Linked DNA regions of Mus musculus: region 1 is linked to region 2. Evidence: chromatin contacts called from ENCODE Hi-C or POLR2A ChIA-PET data. All regions are on one chromosome and are shown on one strand. The core of a region is the stretch at or near the end of the contact, and the rest is flanking DNA. Distances in the headings are between cores, read along the strand shown. Region 1 holds the start of Thoc3 (THO complex 3). Region 2 holds the start of Simc1 (SUMO-interacting motifs containing 1).

What was found. A loop is a pair of places that touch in the nucleus more often than their neighbours do. ChIA-PET counts read pairs that join two places held with the same protein, here RNA polymerase II (POLR2A).
Region 1: a map of heart shows a loop between it and region 2 (4-fold over the local background). The contact joins the promoter of Thoc3 here to the promoter of Simc1 in region 2. A Hi-C loop is called at or near these places in 7 of 37 maps with a recorded cell type or tissue (adrenal gland, gastrocnemius, heart and 2 more). POLR2A ChIA-PET finds 5 or more read pairs at or near these places in 3 of 5 experiments (Patski and embryonic stem cell).

Annotation. Positions count from the first base shown.
Region 1 is chr13:54,465,069-54,470,695 of GRCm38, reverse strand. It overlaps Thoc3 (THO complex 3), which reads left to right and starts at 1,856. Exons shown (of 6, transcript NM_028597.3): 1 at 1,856-2,155; 2 at 2,714-2,870; 3 at 4,312-4,516. The coding sequence starts at 1,889.
Region 2 is chr13:54,501,276-54,506,171 of GRCm38, reverse strand. Simc1 (SUMO-interacting motifs containing 1) reads right to left here and starts at 2,367. Exons shown (of 10, transcript NM_176987.4): 1 at 2,168-2,367. The coding sequence starts at 2,296. LOC115486438 (a long non-coding RNA gene) reads left to right here and starts at 1,858. Exons shown (of 3, transcript NR_168901.1): 1 at 1,858-2,403.

The DNA.
Region 1 (5,627 bases), core at 607-3,106, 35 kb after region 2:
AGTTCCTGGACAGCCAGGAATACACAGAGAAATCTTGTCGTAAACCCCCCTTCCCCATCAAAAATTATATTTTTTCTTGTGAATATTCATTGTGTAGGGTACTGTTATATAAGGATTTCTTTCTTTCATTTTCTCACATTTTATTTAGTAAATATTGGGTGCCTACTATGTGCAAAATACCAGTGGAGGGGGCCAAGACTGCTGGGTCATAAAAACAATGGAATGACAGATTTCAAGAAATTATATTCAGGTAGGGAGATAGCTATTACTGAAAGTAACAGAAGAGAATATGTAGGGAAAATACACAGGAATTCCAGTCCCAGACAGAGTACAGAACACGGTATTCAGGGATAGACCCATTTAAAATGATTTCATGGATATGCATGTGTGAGTACACGTGTGTATGTGGGGGCCAGAGGACAACACGGAGGTGGTTCTGAGGCACCATCCCTTGTTCTGTTTTGAGAAAGGGTCACTCATTAGCCCGGGACTTGCCAAGGAAGTTAGACAGCTAGCCAGTGAGTCCTAGGGATCTGCCTGTCCCTGTCTCCCCAGTGATGGGGTTATAAGCCTGCGACACCACAGCTGGCTTCATAAGGACATTTTCACACGAATATTTGTTGGATATATTCCTCTGGTGTCCCCTATCCCTGCACAGTTCTTCTCCAGTGCTTGGCGAATCCTGGCTGTGCACCATTGTTTTTTTCCACCCGGGTATCTTTTGGTTTAACAGAGACATAAGTGGGAGGATCAGAGATGTGAGCATGGCACACAAAATGGTCATTGTACTTTCCGCTATTTTCTTTTAGTTTACTATCATGTATATACAATATCCTTTAACAACCAAGATCAAAAGACAGAAAAACGTCTTGGGAGGCAGAGGCAGGCGGATGTCTGTGTGTTCGAGGCCAGCCTGGTCTGTAGAGTGAGTTCCAGGGCAGTCAGGGATACACTGAGAAGCCCTGTCTTCAAAAACTAAAAACAAAAACAAAACCCCCGAACAAACCAAATCTCAAATTAACCGAACAACTTTTCCCAAGTCCAACCGACAAACCCACATTTCTTTTTTCTTTTTTTTTTCTTTTTTTTTTTTTTTTTTTTTTTTTTTTGGTTTTTCGAGACAGGGTTTCTCTGTATAGCCCTGGCTGTCCTGGAGCTCACGTTGTAGACCAGGCTGGCCTCGAACTCAGAAATCCGCCTGCCTCTGCCTCCCGAGTGGTGGGATTAAAGGCGTGCGCCACCACGCCCGGCTCAAACCCACATTTCTTATCAATTCCTTCATTCCACAAACATCTAACCTTTCTCCAGGAGCGACAACTTGCAATGGCCTTTTGCTTTAAGGGCACGATGAGGACCTTACAGTGAAAAACAACTCTAGAAAAAAGATATTTTACATGCAGGTAAACTGGAGGATTTATCTTGACTCTCTTTTTTGAATAAGCAAGGCTACCAAGAAACTGGTAAGAAGACCATTTAAAAAAAAAGTTGAACTCTTGGTGGGGGGTGGGGAGGGGGAGGGAAGCAAGTCGGGCAGTGGTGGCACACGCCTTTAATCCCAGCACTTGGGAGGCAGAGACAGGCAGTTTTCTGAGTTAGAGGCCAGCCTGGTCTAGAGTGAGTTCCAGGACAGCCAGGAAACAAACAAAGAAACCCTGTCTCGAAAACAAAACAAAACAAAACAAACCAAACAAAAAAAAGCGAATTTAAGGAAGAATCAGTCCTATTTCAAAAGGGAAAGGTGGACGCGCGCTGCATGGCGGGATTTGTAGTTCCGCGAGTGAGAGGCGCCAGCGCGGAGCGACGCGGCGCTTTTTCGGCGCATGTGCAGGGCGACGGCGCCAGACTCAGAGTATCCAGCTTCCGGCGCGCGGTCCGTGAGGAGGGAGGCATGGCGGCGCCCGCTGCGGTCCTGGGCCCCTCGGCCCTCGGCCAGAGCGGCCCCGGCTCGATGGCGCCCTGGTGCTCAGTGAGCAGTGGCCCGTCTCGTTACGTGCTCGGGATGCAGGAGCTCTTCCGAGGCCACAGCAAGACGCGCGAATTCCCGGCGCACAGTGCTAAGGTGCACTCGGTCGCCTGGAGCTGCGATGGCCGTCGCTTGGCCTCGGGGTCCTTCGACAAGACTGCCAGCGTGTTCTTGCTGGAGAAGGACCGGCTGGTGAGCTTGTAGGGCACGGGCTTGGCGGAGAAGAGGGCTGTGTGCGGAGGGAGAAAAAGCAGGAGAGGTAGGGGTATGGCCTGTCGTTGGCGGTGATGAGGAAGGGGTTTGGGGCTGGAAGAGTTGGAATGACGAAGGGGGTGAGGCTGCCTGGCGGAGAGCAGAGAGCGAACTTAGTGGCAGTAAAGAGGTGTGGCGACGTGGCTGCGGGCCGGGGGAGGTTGAAGTCAGGTGGCAGAAAGTGGTGAGGGTCTAGAAGAGCCCTGGTGACGAGTGGCTAGGGACTAATGGGGTGGTAGAGCCCCTAGGGTGGAGAGGAAGGCTTTATTTGAAAATGATAGCGCAGGACAGGTTGGTTGAGGTGGTGGTGGAAAAAGAAAGAAGGGAGGCCAGGAAGGGCCAATGTCAAAGCTCAGAGAGGTTCATGGGGGGGGGGGGGAGGGGGTGTTGTAGTTTTGGAAAAAGAATTAGATTTCTGTTTTGAATTATCCAGATCTTTGCTGGTTTCAAGGCACCACTGTTTGGATAAAAGTGGCATCTGGATTCTGTTCTTTTAAGGTCAAAGAAAACAACTACCGGGGCCACGGAGATAGTGTGGACCAGCTTTGTTGGCACCCAAGCAACCCTGACCTCTTTGTCACCGCATCTGGAGATAAAACCATTCGCATCTGGGATGTGAGGACTACAAAATGCATCGCCACTGTGAATACGAAAGGTGAGTTCAGAGAGAGGGGGTTCTGGAGGAAAAGCTAGTGTGATCTGCAGCAAGCATCTTTGTAGCAAGTGCAGGTTATCAGGATGGGTTGTATGTGTCTGTCTGGAGAAGACAGGAACAGAACAGAGCACTTTTCTGGCAGGCTGTAGATGTATAGGAGAGCAGTGGAAACTATACAAGAGTAGTATGTGCAGAGGCGTGGAGAGTTTGGGAGATTCAGGCAGGTTACAATGGCTGAGAAACCATGGGCGATCTGGAAAGTTGTGCGTTTTGTTTAAAGGCTGTGTTCAAAGAAGCAGTGTGGTAGTTTGAGTAGGCTTGGCCCAGGGCATGGCACTATTAGGTGTGGCCTTGTTGGAGGAAGCGTGTCACTGTGGGTGTGGGCTTTAAGACCCTTATCCTGGCTTACCTGGAAGCCATTCTTCTGTATGCCTTTGGATTAAGACGTAGAACTCTTAGCTCCTCCTGCTCCATGTCTGGTTGAATGCTACCATGGTCCCACCTTGATGATACTTGACTGAACCTCTGAACCTGTAAGCCAGCTCCAATTAAATGTTGTTCTTTATAAGAGTTGCCTCGGTCATGGTGTCTCTTCACAGCAGTAAAACCCAAAGTAAGGCAGGCAGTTTTGTTGATTTTAGATTTTTTTTTTAATTTTCATCTGTGTGTGTGTGTGTGTGTGTGTGTACGTGTGTACGTACACGTACCACATGTGTATAGGTGCTGGAAGAAGGCGTCTTGTCCTCTATAAATGTAGTTATAGGTGATTGTGAATTGTGGGTACAGGGAATTGAACTTGGGTCTCCAGGGAAAAAAACCCAAGTGTTCTTAACCACTGAGCCATTTCTAGCCCCACAGGGGAGAAAATGTGTGTGTGTGTGTATACACACACACATACATATATATACATATATATGTACACATATATTTTTGAGGGGGAGACAGGGTTTCTTTGTGTAGCCCTGGCTATCCTAGAACTCACGGTGTAGACTAGGCTAGACTCATGAACTGAGAGATCCACCTGCCTTTGCCTCCCATGTGCTGGGTTTAAAGGCATGTATCATCACCACCAAGCTCCCACAATAGAATTCTTGATACACCTTCTGATAGATTTTTAACTGCACTATAGACAGTAAAGTACAAAAAAAAAAAAAAAAAGGTGTTTTGAAAAAAGGTTTAATGAAGTTGAAAATTTTAACCTGTGTTCAGTGTGGACACGCGTGACTTTGATGAGACTGGTGCCAGGGGTTGGAGTGGGGAGGTGCTTTGACAAATGTCTAGACTCACGGTCGCCTCTTGGTCATCGGAAGCTTCCTTCCATTGATTTGGTGAGGAATAAGTGCTGAAGGTAGCTCTGATCTTCTTTCCAGGAGAGCAGAATAAACTCTGGAGGCCGATGGGCAAAGGTGAGCTTGCTGACGGATTATATCTGGGTTCCCAGGGGAGAACATTAACATCTGTTGGAGTCCCGACGGGCAGACCATCGCTGTGGGCAACAAGGACGACGTTGTGACTTTCATTGACGCCAAGACACACCGCTCCAAAGCGGAGGAGCAGTTCAAGTTTGAGGTCAATGAGATCTCATGGAACAACGACAACAACATGTTCTTCCTGACCAACGGCAATGGTTGCATCAACATCCTCAGGTGAGGCACTGGCCGGGGTTGTCAGACCTCTGCAATGGCCACCCTGCCTTGCAGGGAGGAGTTAACTGTGAGCCTGTCCCAAAAGACTTGAAAGATAGAGAGAGTATTAAAGAAAAAAATCCTACCTTCTTTTAGGCATTCTGGATTTTATGAATTCTTACTGATACTGATTATACATTTTTCTGTTGATCCTGAGGGAACTGAGGCTTGTAAACATTCAATTATTAGTCAGCCAGCCCAGGATACTTTGATGCACCTTGAATTGTGGCTAATTCTCTCTCTAAAAGTTTCAGCTTAAATATCACTTTCCCTCTAGCAAAGTCACTTTATCCTCTCCTCTCCAAGATTAGAGGGTTTTAGTGTATCTTAATGCCCTTCCTATTTCTTTTTTTTTTTTAAATTTTATGTGTATGGGTGTTTTGCCTGCCATGTATGTCTATGCACCATTTGTGTGCTTGCTGACTGGAGTGTCAGGTCTCCTGAACCTGGAGTTAGATACAGCTGTGAGCTGCCATGTGGTTGCTGGGAATCGAACTCTGGTCCTCTGGAGGTGCATCCAGTGCTTTTAACCACAGAGCCATCTCTCCAGCCCCCTTCTTCTTTTTAAATGATTTATTTATTTTATTTAATTTGTGTTCTTTGGTGTTTTGCCTGCGTGTATGTCCGTGTGAGGGTGTCCTGTCCCCTGGAACTAGAATTATAGATGGTTGTGAGCTGCCATGGTTGCTGGGAATCAAACCCGAGTCCTCTGGAAGAGCAGCCAGTGTTCCTAACTGAGTCGTTTCTCCAGCCCCAGGAGGAAGCATTTCTTAATTCTATATTCTAATGTGCACATCATCTCGGTTTCTCATTGCACTAGCAATTTCATGGTGGAGAGGACTGTGTTTGTATTGTTTTCCATTGAATTGCTAATGCCTTCCTAGTGCCAGTCTTAATAGTGGAATTTCAGTGAGCATTTGTATAAGTAAATGAAAATGTAAAATGAAGAATCAGGGCCATGGGGCTCTGCTCGCTGCTGTGCCTGTGAGTAATGCAGGGCAGATGGCCATCGCCACTTCGATAGAGAGGGTGACGTTTGCTGGGAGACCAGTAGCTTCTCATTTTTCAAAGC
Region 2 (4,896 bases), core at 1,118-3,617:
GATGAGACTTCTTGAACAGAACACTTTTAGTGCTGGCAGGATTTCTGTGTATTCCTGGATGTCTTGGAACTCCTTCTGTACAACAGGCTGGCCTTGAATTTAAGAGATCCAGCTGCCTCTGCCTCCAAGCCCTGGAATAAAAGGTATATGCCACCACAGCCTGGCAGGAAAAGATTTTTAACAACTACATATTTGATAGAAGTCTACTATCCACAACATATAAAGAACAAAAAAAAAAAAAAAAAAAAAGCTATCAAGAAAACCCAATTAAAAACTGGGGTAGCACATATTCCTTTGTAAGGAACTTATTCTACAGACAGTCCCATCGCTGTCTTCACTAGCAAGAGCAAACAGGCTCAGCTGAATCATTTTTTTAAAAATGTCAGAACATGAAATTGATAAACTACCATGTGCCAGGATACTTACTATATACATGGAACAGCAATTTTTTTTATATCTCTACTTAAAATTACGTTTATAATTCAAGGAGGTGAAAAGTCACTTTTCCAAAGATGTTTGTGGACCTCAAGAACAAGGTTTCCTATCAGAGTGAAGTAAACAATTTAGTAACTATGAACGTTGTACAACCCAACGTATTATATGGATGAATCACACCACAATAAAGGTACTGTTAAAAGATAAACTAGCAGCCCAGCAGTGGTGACGCATGCTTTTGATCCCAATATCTGGGAGGCAGAGGCAGGCAGATTTCTGAGTTCAAGGCCAGCCTGGTCTACAGAATGAGTTCCAGGACAGCCGGAGCTACACAGAGAAACCCTGTCTTGAAAAAAAGAAGAAAGATAAACTAGCTATAAAGGTATATTTACAAGCTAGATAATACAAAAATGCAAAAATTATGTTCCTCTCTTAAAGAGAGAGAACACATATTGTCCCAGCTAGTTTTACATCAACTTGTAACAAGCTACAGTGATCTGAGGGAAAGGGACCTCAATCGAAAATGTATAGCCTAAGATCCAGCTGTAAACAAGTCTGTAGGGCATTTCCTCAACTAGTGATTGCAGTGGGAAGACCCAGCCTATTGTGGGTGGAGCCACCCCGGGCTAGTGGTCCTGGTTTCTGTGAGAAAGCAGGTTAAGCAAGCCAGAGGTGGCAAGCCGGTAAAGAAAGCATCGCTTCACCATACGGCCTCTGCACAACCTCTACTTCCAAATTCCTGCCCTGCTTGAATTCTTGTCCTGACTTCTTTAGTATGAACAGCGAAGTGTAAACTAAACCAATTTCTCTCCAAGTTGCTTTGGGTCATGGTGTTTCATCACAGCAACAGTAATCCTAAGACACCTACCTTTGGGTGTAGGAAGACTTCCCAAAGGCAACTTAGAATGAATGAGCACTCAAAATGTGATTTACACGCTTATAGAGTAGCTGACATTGATTTAGGACACATATTAGGAAGAACAGAGAAGGATCCCTTGATTTTTGAAGCCACAGCATGTAGATCATGGTAGGGGTCAGGTCACTAAATTTCTGTGGAGAGTTCTAGAAAGCCAGAGACCACAGATATTTTTATTCCATCACTTCAGGAGCAGGGACAAAGATAAAGAACCGAAGGAAAAACAAAGGTGGGAGTGCCCCGCCCCCTGGCTTTGTATGTGATTCGCATCTGCAAAGCAAAATTAACTGTCCTTCTCCACAACTCAAAAATCGGGGCCCTAGCTCAAGAACTAGGCCCTGCAGCGCAGCCGCCACCATGCCAAGGGCGGCGCTTCCCTCGCTCGCAGCCGGGGCTCCTGTTACCTCCTTGCACACATCTGTGCCCATCATAAGCCAAACAATTACGCGCTCCCGCGCGCCCGCCTCGAGGTCCGGGTGGCGGCTGCGGCCTGGCCAGGACCCCCCACTCCTCCCGCTGCCAAAGCTCTGGAGCCAGCTCGGGCCGGAGGCCACCGCCGGCCACCGCTTGGCAGCTCGCACTGGTGCTCAGTGTGTCGCCCATGTGCTCGGCCGGCTCCGCAGCACAACCCTGTAGGGCTCAGCGCTGGCCAGCCCGAGGCCTGCCTTGCCAGCGGCGCCACCGAGCTCCTCGAGGCCCGAGGCCGCCAAAGGCGGGAAGACACGGCGGCGGGGAGCCAGGGTCGCAACGCTGAGGCCCCGAGGGGGCGACGCTCGGCTCCCGTCGGGCGTGGCGAGCGGCAGTGGATTCACTCACCACGGTTCGGCGGGGCAGCGCGCCGGGGGTCCGAGACAGGGCCCGGCGCAGCCTCCGCGCCCTGCCCGAGCGGGTCCCGGCCGAGCTCTCGGAGCCACTGTCGTCGGAGATCACGATAAAGTCCTCCATGGCTACGGGCCCGGCGGAGCCACGCGCGAGCGGCGAGCGGCCCCGGCGACTCCGACTCCGGTTCCAGCTGCTGAAGCGACTGCAGCGAAGGCGTCGCAGACACCGGGGTTAGTACCCCGCCGGCCCCGCCCCCTCCATTGCCCCGCCCCCACCGCGCCCCGCCTCCAGAGGACCGGTCCCGCTCGGAGCCCCGCCTATCTCGGGGGCAGCCGCGCGCCCGGGTCAGGGCAGTGTCACAGAACCCTGGAGGAGCCAGGCTCCCTTTCCCTCAGAGAAGGAGAGAGAGGGAAGAGAGGGAAAGGGAGGGATAGAACCGAGGGGCTGGGCCGCATGGTCGGCGGGCTTGAAAAACGCTGAGGTTGAGAGGTTGTCCGCCGCCGCTCTCAACCGATCACAGTGGGCAGTGCTGGTGACGAGCCCCTGGCTGCAGGTGTGAGGACTGGAGTGAGCTGATGGAGCCTCTGATAGCGCATTTAATTGACCCGGTAGTGGAGCCTGCACCTGGCAGAAGGAGCAGTGACGCCTTCGGGTTAAAGAAGCCCTGAGGGGCTGAAAAGGGTAACCTGAACCTAGGGTTTTATTGACTGGGGCTTCTGGCTGAGATAAGGGAGAGATACCCACTCTTGTGTGTGCAGGTAAATCCGTGGGATAAATTCCCAGAAGCAGGTTTATTGGATCAAATCTATGTTTTTATTGTTATTTTGACAAATGGTACCAAATTGTCTTAAGTTGTGCCGATTTGCGGTTTCACCAACAATACGTGTCGCAGGAATTTAAACTGTCAGATGTAAGAGTTTGTTGAGTTTCTAGTTGACAGAAACCACTGAAAAGGCACATACAGAGAGCTATGAGGTCCCAGAGTGCCCGTATACTCCAATGCTGTGAGCAAGCAGAAAATATAGGGATAAAATTGTATCCCCATCAGAGGGAAATATGGGTAAGTAGTGAATTCTTTGGTTGTTTTGTTGAAGGGTAGGGACATTAAATCAAAATAGGGCCCATGGCTATTTTAAAAATGTGCAATACTGACAAAACCCTGCTGCTTATGCTCAAGTAACTTCAAAAAATAGAATAATAAAATGTCTTTAACAAAAAGGGGGGAGTTCCTAGAGGCAAAGCTGTTGTGTGCTGTCTAAGCAGCGTGTGATGCAGTGTTTTCTAATCTTTAGTGAACTTCTGAATCAGCCAGAGAGTGTATAATAAAGTTTGCAGGACTACACACCAGTGTTTCTGACTGAGAAACTGAGTTTTGGGAGTGAGCCCCAAATTGGTATTTCTCTCAGGTTTCTAGGTGATATTGACATTGCTTAGAGTCTGGTGAACACACTTGAAGGTTCACTGCTCTGAGTCAGGCATCACGGTGCTTGCCTTGAATCCTAGCTCTTGAAAGGCCAAGGTCAGCCAGGGTGAGAGAAAGGGAGAGGAAGGAGGAGGAAAAGGAGGAGGGGAGAGGGAAAGGGGAGGGAAGGGAAGGAGAGAGATCACTGGCCTGTTGGGCAAATAGCTTGACCACAGGTTTCAGATGTTTTGGTCCAGTGGGTGAATTGTTATAAAGGGATACAGTAAAGTAAGTTTCCTGTAGTGCTATCAAGCATCCATCTCAACACACACACACACAACACACACACACACACACACACACACACACACACACGGAATCTAATCTAGGACTCCATACAGGCTAAGCTATACCCCTGTCTCTTTGACTGTGGTTTTTCTAATCAGTTATCTCTAGCGTCTAACTGCCTCTTGTTCCTCCACTCAGCCCTTAAATCTTTATTTTTTTTTCTTAGTCCTTTGGTTTTTTTTTTAAGCTTTTATTAGATTTTTAAATATTATTTTATACAAATGAGTGTTTTACTTGCATGTATGTTTGTGCACCACACAGATGCCTGGTGCCTTCAGAGTTCAGAAGAGGGCATTGAATCTCCTGGATTTGAAGTTATAGGTGGATGTGAGCCACGTGGGCACTGGGCACTGAACCTAGGTCCTTTGGAAGAACAAGTTCTCTTAACCACTGAACCATTTCTTCAGCTCCCAGTCCTTATATCTCCATGCCCCTCAGCGTTTCGCCATGGGCCGTTCCACTCTTTACTTTCCCTTCATATAGTCTCAAGTACTCTGAGGCTTCTGTGACCATCTTTGATGTTCTCCCCACCCGACACGTTTATTTCCAGACCAGCCCTGTCCTGTCCAGTCCTTAAAGTTCCATTTACACATCTCCAAATGGATATTCATGTTTCTAGGCATCTATCTACAACTAAACTCACCTCTGTTCTCCCCACCAAAAACTATCTTCTTTCAAAACCAAAACTGAAACCCAGGCTGCTCTCTTTCAGTATTCTCTAGTGTACCTGAGTGGCAAGCTTATCAGCCAGCAATTATTCAAATGAGCAAGCTGCTTGGTTCCTGCTTCAAGTCTTTTACCTCCTGCCATTCACTTCCTTTGGATTCTGCTGCTGTGACTCTGGCTAAATTACTGTCACCTCAGGCCCAATCTTCTGAAATGGCATGTCTTTCCACTCCTTTTTGTTCACTAGCCAAATTGGTCTTTAGGAAAGTGTGTAAACGCAGCTGGTATCACATTCTTGACGTTCCAG